Linked DNA regions of Homo sapiens: region 2 is linked to region 1. Evidence: chromatin loops called from intact Hi-C (ENCODE). Cell type or tissue: Calu3. All regions are shown on one strand. Each heading gives the region's core, and the rest is flanking DNA. Links, peaks and the distances in the headings are about the cores only.

Evidence for each region. Hi-C counts contacts between places; a loop is a spot of excess contacts. Peaks named below come from ENCODE experiments on the same cell type or tissue, not always from the same donor. Only the 100,000 strongest peaks of a DNase experiment are listed, where the experiment ranks them.
Region 2: it touches region 1 in a loop (2.5-fold over the local background); 1 of 110 quality-filtered maps calls a loop at or near these places.

Annotation. Positions count from the first base shown.
Region 1 is chr17:40,951,467-40,956,857 of GRCh38, reverse strand. The region is part of intron 1 of LOC107985072 (a long non-coding RNA gene); the gene reads right to left. Among named protein-coding and RNA genes, the nearest start is that of KRT39, 13 kb to the left of the region's middle. RefSeq lists enhancers at 1-323, 2,222-3,421. In Calu3, for the core only: no CTCF peak of the experiment used is centred there; DNase peaks (open chromatin) are centred at 2,817 and 3,957.
Region 2 is chr17:41,129,670-41,135,060 of GRCh38, reverse strand. No RefSeq gene overlaps it. Among named protein-coding and RNA genes, the nearest start is that of KRTAP4-6, 8.2 kb to the left of the region's middle. In Calu3, for the core only: no CTCF peak of the experiment used is centred there; no DNase peak of the experiment used is centred there.

The DNA.
Region 1 (5,391 bases), core at 54-5,053:
GGATGAAAATGTGGAAAGAGCATGGAACTGGGATTCAGAAACCTTGGGACGGAGTCTCAATCCAGCCTGGGCATGTATGACCTCGAGTAAATAGGATATAACAATATAAGCCCTGCCTACCACACGGCTGCAAGGATAAAATGGAATAATAATGGTGAAAGGGTCTCATAAACTGTAAGGTGCTTTGCAGAAGGGCATTCCTATTCCCTATATTTAAACCTAGACACATGTCGTTTCCATCAATACCTTCTTCCTTTCTTTCTGGTTCAGTGCTGGGCCCAGGTGGACCTTGATATATATCATCCACACTAAAATCTGCTCCGAGCTACAAAATTAGGGTTGAGGAATCTCACTGGACTCAAGCTAAGATTGAACTGATGCAGCAGTGCCATTTTCAGTTTATCCTAGAAGTAGGATGCCTTCCTCCTATGGAGAGCAAAATATCCCCCATGCCATTCATGGTTTTAAAAAATATATGATTATAAGCTGCACAGTAAAGAGGGGAGTTAGCCACTCGAAGGCTTGCAGTTTTGTTTTTTTTTTTAAGTGTCTTCTTCGTATAAGAGAATGTAAAACCATTTGCTGGTTGTATGCATGTGGTCAAAACTTTTAAAGGCAATAAGGAGACTGGATTTTTACTAGGAGGCTAAATAAGTATCCTACACAGCCACAGGAGGAAATTTAAGGTTTTATGACAGTTCAGCATAAGTCAGCAGCTAGAGCAGAAAAGGGGCTCGTGGGGAGGGAAAGTGTAATTTTAGCACAGTTCGAAAGACAACCATGAATCAGGAAACACAGCATGGTGTCCAGAGCCTGAGGTCAAATCCTATATCTCTGCTTCTCACTCTGAGGGTCCATAATTATATTTCTTAAAAAGGGAGATATTTTAGATATATTTTTTCTAGATTTTTTTCCTTTCTTCTTGTTGACTCCACTTCATGTCATAGCTAGTTTAAACTCTTCCAAACACAGAGGTAAGTAACCACGCTTCCCCCTTTCTCCTTGCCTCTCACCCCTTAACTGTCCCCCATCACCTGCCCCCATCACACAGCCCACACCCTTTGCATCCTTACTTCCCAGAGCCAATTCCAGCAATTGCTGATCAGAAGAGACTACCCAGAAACTTTTCCTCCAGAGTTCAGTTAGTGGTAACCCCTTACCTGACGTCCCGCCAAAACTTCTCCAGTGTGACCCAGAAGCCACCTGCAATTGCATTAATAGGGGAGTCTGTATCATTCAGATTCCTGGGCCTTACCCCAGACCTCCTGTATCTGCATCTCCAGCTGTGGGACCTGGGAATCCAAATTTTAACAAAAGTCTCAGCTGAAGTGTGTGCACTGAATTAAAAGCCACTGCTTTATCACTGATGGGGGCTTTTGGCTTAAAGATCTGAATGACTTGATGACTTATTTGAGGCTTTTAGATTTGGGCATAGCTTGATAGACAACCACACATGCAGATTCCCCCCTCCTTCGTGTCTATTCGCCTGTTTATAAAATGGAGTTAATCAATAATGACCAATAATTTAATAAATATCATCAACTCATTTAATCCTCACAACCCCATCATGAAGTAGATATTATTAATAGCCCCATTTCACAGATGAGGAAACTGCTGGGCAGAAAATTTAACTGACTCATCCATGCCGCACAATAATGGGATTGAATTATCAGTACTTTTATTTCCTTAGAAAGGTCAAATAGCACCTGATACAAGAACAGAAATAATCTGTAGTAGCAACAGCTTGCTTTTCAACTCTTCAAAGCACCCTTCTCCAGCTCATCACAGCTTCCAGTGAGAATCATCCAAGGAGTCTTTATCCCTCATCCAGAAATGCAGAGAATATGTGGATTTTTGAATGCGGAAGGTATTGGATGGCAGCTAATAGCATTTTTAATGTGAGAGATGGAGAATCTGGGGCACAGAAAGAACAGTAACTGGTCCATGGTACGTGGGTCGAAAAGAGGACCAGTGCTCTTTCTTCTGCTCCTCACTCTCCTTGTTCCCCGTCTTCTGCTCCTCACTCTCCTCGTTCCCAGGCACATCTGTAGTGAACAGGTGTGGACTGAGGCCTAATGTGAAGAACACTGGACCCCAAGACAGTGACCTCAGGCTCTAACTCTCAGAAGTACCATTTGGCTTCTCTGTGCTTAGACTCTGGGCAGTCACCATGGACTCTTCAAAGCTTACGTCCTTAGTTTCTCTTACAAGCTCTGACATTACTTATCATGTCTAGCTTTCTACCTCTGTAAATAAGAACTGACACCAAAAAAAGTCTTCCAACCCCCCCCACCCCACTTTGCCAGTGTCTTTTAAAGGCAATTGGATGGTATCAGTGAGATCTTCATGTCTTTAGAAGATAATGACTCTATGTTGTTATTAATTCCCATAATTTCCATTTTTCAAACAATGAAGAAAAGTATCTTACTCTAGACAGAAACGGATCCCTTACCTGAGTAAGTTTATCCTATTTCTGTCCATTTTGATTTAAAATTAAAGTTTTTATAATGAAAACACATTTTAAAAGCAAACATCCACTTTAAATGAGAGAAGGGGGGAAACATTAAAATTCAAGAGAAAAGGAAAGTGTCCCCAAAGAGAAGAGAATAGGTCATTATTAGGTTAGGAAGAATTTCTAGGCTGAGGCAATCAGCATCCGTGACACAGACTTGGGTTAGTCTCAGGGCAAGCAAACCTTGAATACATTGTTTCAACACTGTGATCAAATGTCTTTTATAGGAAATGAATCCTCTGGGTATTGGGCTGGCTAGAAATATCTGATCAGTGTGTTCATGAATGATTCACAAGTTTCATGGGAACAACCCACGCACCCAGTTCAAATGGGAACAACCCTGTTTGGCAACATTGAAAGGTTTGCTGTAATTATCCTTTCAGGTTAAACATCATATTTGGAGAGCTTTCCTAGGTGATGCTTTTGAGCCACAGGCTACCACTTACATGCACATGGGAAAAAATGTATATCAATGTTTCTAAACATCTTAAGAAGGCATCACAATAGCAAAATTTCTGAATATGTTTTCTTGATCCTCTCTCTCTCTCTCTCTCTCTCTCTCTTTCTCTCTCTCACCCCCCCCCCTCTTTCTCTCTCTCTGGAACAACCCAATAGTCAAGGCGGACATACTAGTCGTACCTGGAGAAAACATCTCAGACAGTAAGATCTCTTACTTTTTTCAGGAGGAGAGCAAGTTTGGGACTCCTTTCTCTTTTTCCTTCTCCAAAAACAAACAAACAAAAAAAACAGAAACAAAAAAGAATCAAAAAGGCCTTTCTGCTAATCCAGAAGCAAAAATTTCCGATATTACAGCTCGTTATGGAGGGCCACTGGGCACGCTAGTGCTCAAGAGTTTCCTGGAAAGGGTTGTATCCACCCATTTGGTATCTGTGGCCCTTAAAGAAACTGCCTAACTCTACTGACCCAGAAGACCTAGAGAGAGACCATGCTTTGGGCTGAACATCTCTAAACATGGGTAGCTGGTCATAAAGAACTACCCATCAACTGTATGTAAGAGTAAAAAGGTCTTCTCTCTGCACTTCTGTGGAGGATAAATGTCTGTCAGCTCATTTTCCATTGACCGGAAAAAAATAACTGTGTTCTCTTCCTTCACTGCCACTTTCTAAGAAACACCCCCTTCCCCACTCCCAGCATAGACTCTGGTTGCAGGGAGAAGTCTCACAGTGGAAGGTAAATAAAATTACTACCCATGTAAGAGGACTCTGTTAAGTTCAGTGGGGAAAGGAGACTAGGATGAAATCTCAGAACAAGCACCCTTTTAAAGGTATTAGAAAAACCTAGAAAAGAACTTTGGCCACCTTTGTTTAAAAAGCAGAATCATGTACTGATTAATAACACATACTTGAATCTAGACCAGCTGGGTCTCTGATTCCCAGCCCTGCCACATACCATGAGATCTTGGGCAAGTTACTTAATCTCTCTATTTCCTCATCTTTAAAATGGGGCTATTAATAGCATCTACTTCATAGGGCTGAGATGACATCATTAATTAATGCATGCAAAGCTCCTAGAGCATGCCTGGCACCCAGTAACCTTGTTAGTAGGATTGCATTATACTGCTTCGTGAAGCTTACTTCAGTTGGCAAAACAATCACATGAGAGCTAATGAATTATTTCACTTGAGCCAAATGACAATGGCATAGTCATGCAAAGCCATTCTGATAACTAATGAAAGTGCTATATTAAGGATAGAACCTTTCTTTTTAAAAGAAAGCTGAGTCACACCTGACCCAAAGTAAAAACCACATAAAGGTCCAACTCTTCTGTTTTCCAGAATGTTAGGGAGCTCAGTTGTAAAGGACCTCTCCATCATGTATCAACCTTCACAATCTTTGCGGCCAGTAGGAAGAAGATAGCCCTGGAGGAGAAGGGAGAACAGTTTGAAGTCATCCCTGTAACAGGATCACTTTTGTGGACAACTGAAATGACAGGGCAATTCAGAGAGGACTGATGGCCCTTCTCCTAGTACAATATCTGTTACCCTTGTCTCTTGTGGCCCTGATGTTTCCTGGAGTCAGGTTATGGTGTCAATGGAGAAAACAGCTGGAAGGCTTCTCCACCGCCAACACATAATAAAAGTAATCACAGATGCACAGAAGCCACAGTGTCTCCTAGGGCCAAAAAGTAGAAAGAGTAATGCTTCTTTCATTCAATTAAAAACTGATTAAATATTATGCCTCTAGACATTGTGCTACATGCTTTACATGAATTATCTCACTCAATTCTCACAATGGCCCTACCATACTATGGTTATTACCACATTACTAACAAGTGAACTAAGGCTTACAGAAGTTAAGTAATTTGCTCAGTGTCACAGCTAGTAAATGTTAAAGTCAAAATCTGAACAAACTCAAATCCTCTATTCCAAATGCCCAATCAATTAAATAATTACTCAAGTTTGAAAATGTCATACATGTAGCCTAATGAAAGCTATAAAGAATTAAAGAAATAATGCTTGTCTTGGAGGTCTAAAGAAGGTGAGCCATATCCCTGGTGGTTCAAGTGGTTAAGAAAATATTTTAAAAAGAGAAAGTGAGCCCTAAAAACACAACACAACAGTGTCCAGCCCAATCCAGGAAGGGGCAACACTGAACTCATGAACACCATCTAAGCACGTGTGGACTTGAGGCAGTTTTTCAACCTCATTCCTCAAGACCCCATATCCCTCTTCTAGTTCCATTTTTGACAAAAGCCTTCATATTACAATTTGGTTTCTCTAATTCTTAGGTACAACAAAGAAGGTGCATTGATTTGCAGTTGGGAACTCTGTGGTTGCAAAATGGATCATCTTTCAATGTTAAATTAATAAGTTTGCATTCTGTCTCTTTCATCTGGCACTTAAAAGTCAGGTTACTCTG
Region 2 (5,391 bases), core at 195-5,194, 180 kb before region 1:
CCTAATGCTCTCCCTCCCCTTGCCCCCAACCCCCCGATTTCCATTTTTTGTTTACCTTTTAAACCCATTTATATATAGTCTCCTTCAGAATTTTCAGTTATCTCAATTCCCAGGGGTTATATTCCCTTTTCCTGTGTCTACTATACTACTCATGATAAATTATTTTCTTACATATTTTGTAATATTTGCCTATGCATTTATCTTATGCAGAAATTGACCCCTGTGGGGGATCCCATGCAATCTGTGTGTGGTTTCTTAGAGGTTTATTTTTCCTTGTGCTTAATGCTTTTTTATTTTTATATTTTTTTCTTTTTGGGGTGTTCTTTCTGTGTGCTATTCCTTTTGCTTTTGTTTCTGATTATTTCAAGGACATGCACTATTTAGTATCAGCAGTTTCTCACCTTGAGGTTCCTCCACTATGCATACAGTGTGAATTAAGAAGCTTGGTGATATTGCATGGTTTAGTTGTTCATGACTTTATTACCACATAAAATTCCTGTAGGCAGACTAAGGTTTTCTTGTCTCCATCTTATGCACAAAAATGCTTTCAGAATGTAAACCTTAAGTTTACATTCTTCTCTTTTGACATCAAAGGGATCTTGGCATCATGAGAACAATCTGCCCAAACAGCGTTCTTAAGAATATAAACTTTATATAAGGGTCTTACTTCCTAGATCCTGCCTGGTGATAGTTTCAGGTCCCATTTCTTGTACCTGCCTGAGTTTTAACCACCAGCCTCCAGTTCTGAGGGCATCTAACTGGATGCCAAACCTTCCCACAGGCCACAGGACATCAGCTAGTGTTTGCCATTTGAGTTCCCTCTTAGTTTCTGACAAATGAGAATTTTTCTCTACTTTTCTCAAGTTCAACTACGATTGAATTTTTTAAAAAATCTTTGAAGAATTTATACTTACTCATACCAGGAAGTGGGTCTGTCAGTATCAACTCAGTCAGCTACATTGCCAGAAGTTCTTTATTTTCAGAGACCCAAGGAGATGAAAGATTTCCTGTGTTAGAAATATTTTTAAAGGGTTTTTATAGTAGATGCTCCTATGAAGTAAATTTTATTATATACTTCAGCATTTCCTCCAAAAGACCCAAACTCCTCACTCTTATTATACTAAGAATTGTTAAATTAAGTTTAGCCTAAAGCTGCCTCTTTACATATTTTAGGCTTGGCATAAACGTTTCTCCATGCATAGTAAACTGTAACCTAACTGGATATGTAAACAAACTGTAACCTACCTTTCCAACAAGTATCCAAGTCCACGGCAGCCCAGTTCTGGTCAATCACAGGGGCCAACTGTTTAAACCATGTTCAACTAAAGCAAACGTTGAGCTCTAACGAGCCCAGCTATTTCTGTCCCTCACTTTGGTTTTCTGTACATCACTTTCCTTTTCCTTTTTTTTTTCTTTTTTTCTTTTTTTTAGATTAGGGCTACTTTTAATAATTGAGGTATGTGATCATAACTCAATTCTTCATCTTAATCTTCAGATATTTAGTAGAACATCATATGGTCTCAGTTGCAACTACTCAAATCACTTTCCTTTTTCTATCCATAAATGTTATTTAACCAAATGGAAGCCAAGGAGTTGCTCCGAACTTGTGCTTGTCTGGGAGCTTCCCAATTCATGAATTATTCTTTGATGAATTAAAATCTGTTAAATTTAATTTGCCTAAATGTTTCTTTTAACACGCCAAAGAAAAAATACTTTTTCAATCCTAATTCGTTTTATTTTTAAACTTTTTTCATTTTTGAAAACATTTCAAACTTACAGAATAGTTATAAGAGTAAAGAATTCCTTATGCCATATAGTCTTCACCTAGATTCAACATTTGGCCACATTTGATTTCTCTCTCTCTCTAGAGAGATGACATGGATAGAGATAGACTTATGTCCTAAGACTAAGGACATTTTCATGTATAACCACAGTAAAGATATCAATTAAACTGAATGTTGATGCAATATTATTACCTAATATACATGCTATATCCAAATGTTGCCATTTTTCCAATATATCCTATAAAGCAATTTTTATCCATGTTCATACATTGCATTTAGCTATCATATCTCCTTACTTTATTTAGACCTGAAATACTTGCTCAGACTGTCTTTATATTAGATGGTGCTAATATTTTTGAAGATAGCAGACCAGTCGTTATGTGGAGTATTTCTTAGTCTGAGGTTATCTGATGTTTCCTCATGCTTATATTCAGGTTTTGCATTTTAACAGAAATATTGCATAAGTAATGTGTCCTTTCAGTGTGTGACTTCAGGAGACACATGCTAGTTTGACCATTATTAATGCTGCTAACTTTGATCCTGTGATGAAGGGTATGTTCTCAAGTTTCTTCACAGTAAAGTTAACATTTTCCCTTTGAAATTAATAAACAGTTATTGGGAAAATATTTTGAAGTGTGCAAATATCCTGCTCCCCATTAAACTTCCACCCAATAGTTATAGCATTCATTGATGATATTCACTTGATCAAGTTTTATTATAATGGCTGTAAATGGTGATTTGAAACTCCTTTATTCCTTCTACATTTACTCATTGACATTCTACTGTCATGGATAACTTTCTCATCTTCCTTTTTTTAACTTCTCCATTTAATTCATATCAATATGGACTCATCAATCCTTAATTTTATTTGATGGGTTGTAATCTATTACTGCCAATATTCATTTTGGTGCCCAAGTCCCATATTAGGCCAGTGAAAGTTTATTCAGAGTAGCTCCAAATGCCTTTTCATATTTTAAAACAATGAGTCATTGTTAACAGTTTCAAATTGAATAAAGGAAATGATACCTGGTGCATACTTTGAAGAAGTCTAGAGAGTCCACTATCTAATGAGCATTTATGACTCACAAATAGGATATGTCTTCCTCATTGCTCACCGGTAACTAACTCAGAAAGATGAGCTTGTTTCTTTTTATTTCCCTACTCTAATTCTGCTTCTCTTTGACATCAAAAGAGATCTTGGCATCATGAGAACAATTTGCCCAAACAGGATCATGGCGTGATGCACAGATCACAGGTACATACCGGACTGAATCCATGTGATGGGCCATCTTGAGAAGACACAGTAGACAAAGAAATAGGCAAGATAATTCTGTGAGAAAGTCCAGATTGGAAAATCTTAACACACTAGGAAAGGGAAATAATATTTTCCTACATCTTAAAATATTTAACCAGAAAAACGTAATGATCTAATTTCGTGTATAGTGTATAGGTGTGTTTTAAACTTCCCTCTACTCTCTAGATGTGAGAATTTGAGTCTCTGGAAAAAAGTGACAGCAGACTGATCAACAGGAGAAAAGGCATACAAATTTATTACATGCATGTGCAGAGCCTCACAAACTATAAGACTTGAAGAAGGGCCAATGATTGAAGTTTGTATAGCATCAGAATAGGGTCTTGGGGATTCTTAGGGGAGGTGTCCACAAGCTATGGGAAGGTGAGGGAAAGAAATGTATGGTGAACAAAGGCTGTCTTGCTATGTAGGTAAAGTCTTTCAGGCAAAGCCGCTCTGGGGTGATGTCAACATTTAGCCTCTTTTCCTGTTATATATCTTTCCTGGATGTCTTCAGGCAGATACGGGAACCTCAGAGAAAACCTCTGCTTATAGCTGCTGTTCCCCACAATTCCCCAATCAAGGTACCAAAGAATCATATTTTGGGGTTTTGTTTTCTGAGCCCCAACATCTCCATAAGAAAATAAAGTAGGAAATGATCCCGGACATGGTCACAGCTGCTTCAGCAGAGCACAAAAAAGGACAGGTGGCAAAGGGACTTTCAAATTTACTAAGCTCACTCTCTTACTAATATGTATATTTAGAATTGTTATATCTTCTTGCTGAATTGATCCCTTTATTATTATATAATGACCTCCTTTCTCTGTTTTTACTGTTGTTGATTTTAAGTTTGTTTTATCTGTTATAAGTATAGCTACCCCTTCTGGAAAAATAAGCTCATAATGGTCAAAATTGAGACATAATGTTATAAAAGCCTTGAATTTTAAAGAAAAACATAATAATTATTTAAAGAAAAGTAATCATTTGAACATCCAGGCAAAATGTCCATGTCAACCAGAAGGAAATAAAACGAGCTTGTTTTCACACATTTTGATGAAAATGTCAGAAGATAATAGAGTAATGCTCAAGGAAAGAAAATGTGAGGCAAAGATTTTAAATTCAGCCAAACTGAACTTCAGGTATAAAGGCCACAAACAAACTATTATAAACATGAAAAAACTCAGTGAATATTCTCCACCATGGGTGGATCCTGAAGAATTTATTAACAAGTGAACTTCATAAAATCAGATGACTAAAGATACTGGAAGGACATCTACATGAGGTCTGGATCGATATATATCCTTTGGAACTAAGAACAGAATGAACGATAAGCCTAAGAGAGGAAGTGTGATAACTAACAGCTATGTACTGACAATGTTGATACAGCACAACTACCAAAACAGGAAGGAAAAGGAGAGCAAATATATAAAGTAGAAGTTTGCTGATTGCCTTATAGATATTAACCAGGAATTCAAATCTCATGCTCAGGGAGTGAGGAATAAAGAGGTAACCAGATAATTTCAATATTTCTGTAAGCAGAGAATCAACTGACAGTAGCTAAAAAATAGAGCTCATGAGGTATATAAAGGTAACCGTTAGTACAAAATACAAACATTCCTAAATACCAAAAGGCATACTGAGAAAGAGAGAGAATTTAAAAGGTGAAAGATTAGAATTTTAAAAGTGAAAGACAGAGAGATAGAAAGATAAAGAGACAGGCAAGAGAAATATTTAACAAATATAGAAGATAACTTATTATATATCATTATTATATATAAGTATAATAAAAATGACATAATTAAATTTAAGCATATTGATTATATCCATACATATAATAGGCTCAACTGACTTTAAAAAAAGATTTTCAGATTGGCTTATGAAAAGGAAAGCTCAGCATTATGCTGTCTATAAAGAGACACAAGTGAATCAACAAGCATCAGAAGGTTAAAAGTGAAAAGGTAAAGACAGAGATACATATATGAAAATGCAAATGGAAGAAAGCAGGGGCTACAATTCTTCTATCCCACAAGTTAGACTTACACAAAAAGCATTACAGAAGACAAAGTAGGAAAAAGTATTATGCTAAAGGCTACAATCAACACATAAATATAGAGATAAAACTTCACATACAGAAGCTACAGTTAATATAAGAATAAAAATAAGACAAGCCAATAATCAAATACTCTAATCCACTATGGAATTAATGAGAGAAACTGTGGAGAAAAATTAATAAGAATATTATTTTATGTTTTTGTTTGCTTTGTCGAAGATCAGTTGGCTGTAAGTATTTGAGTTTATTTCTGGGTTCTCTATTCT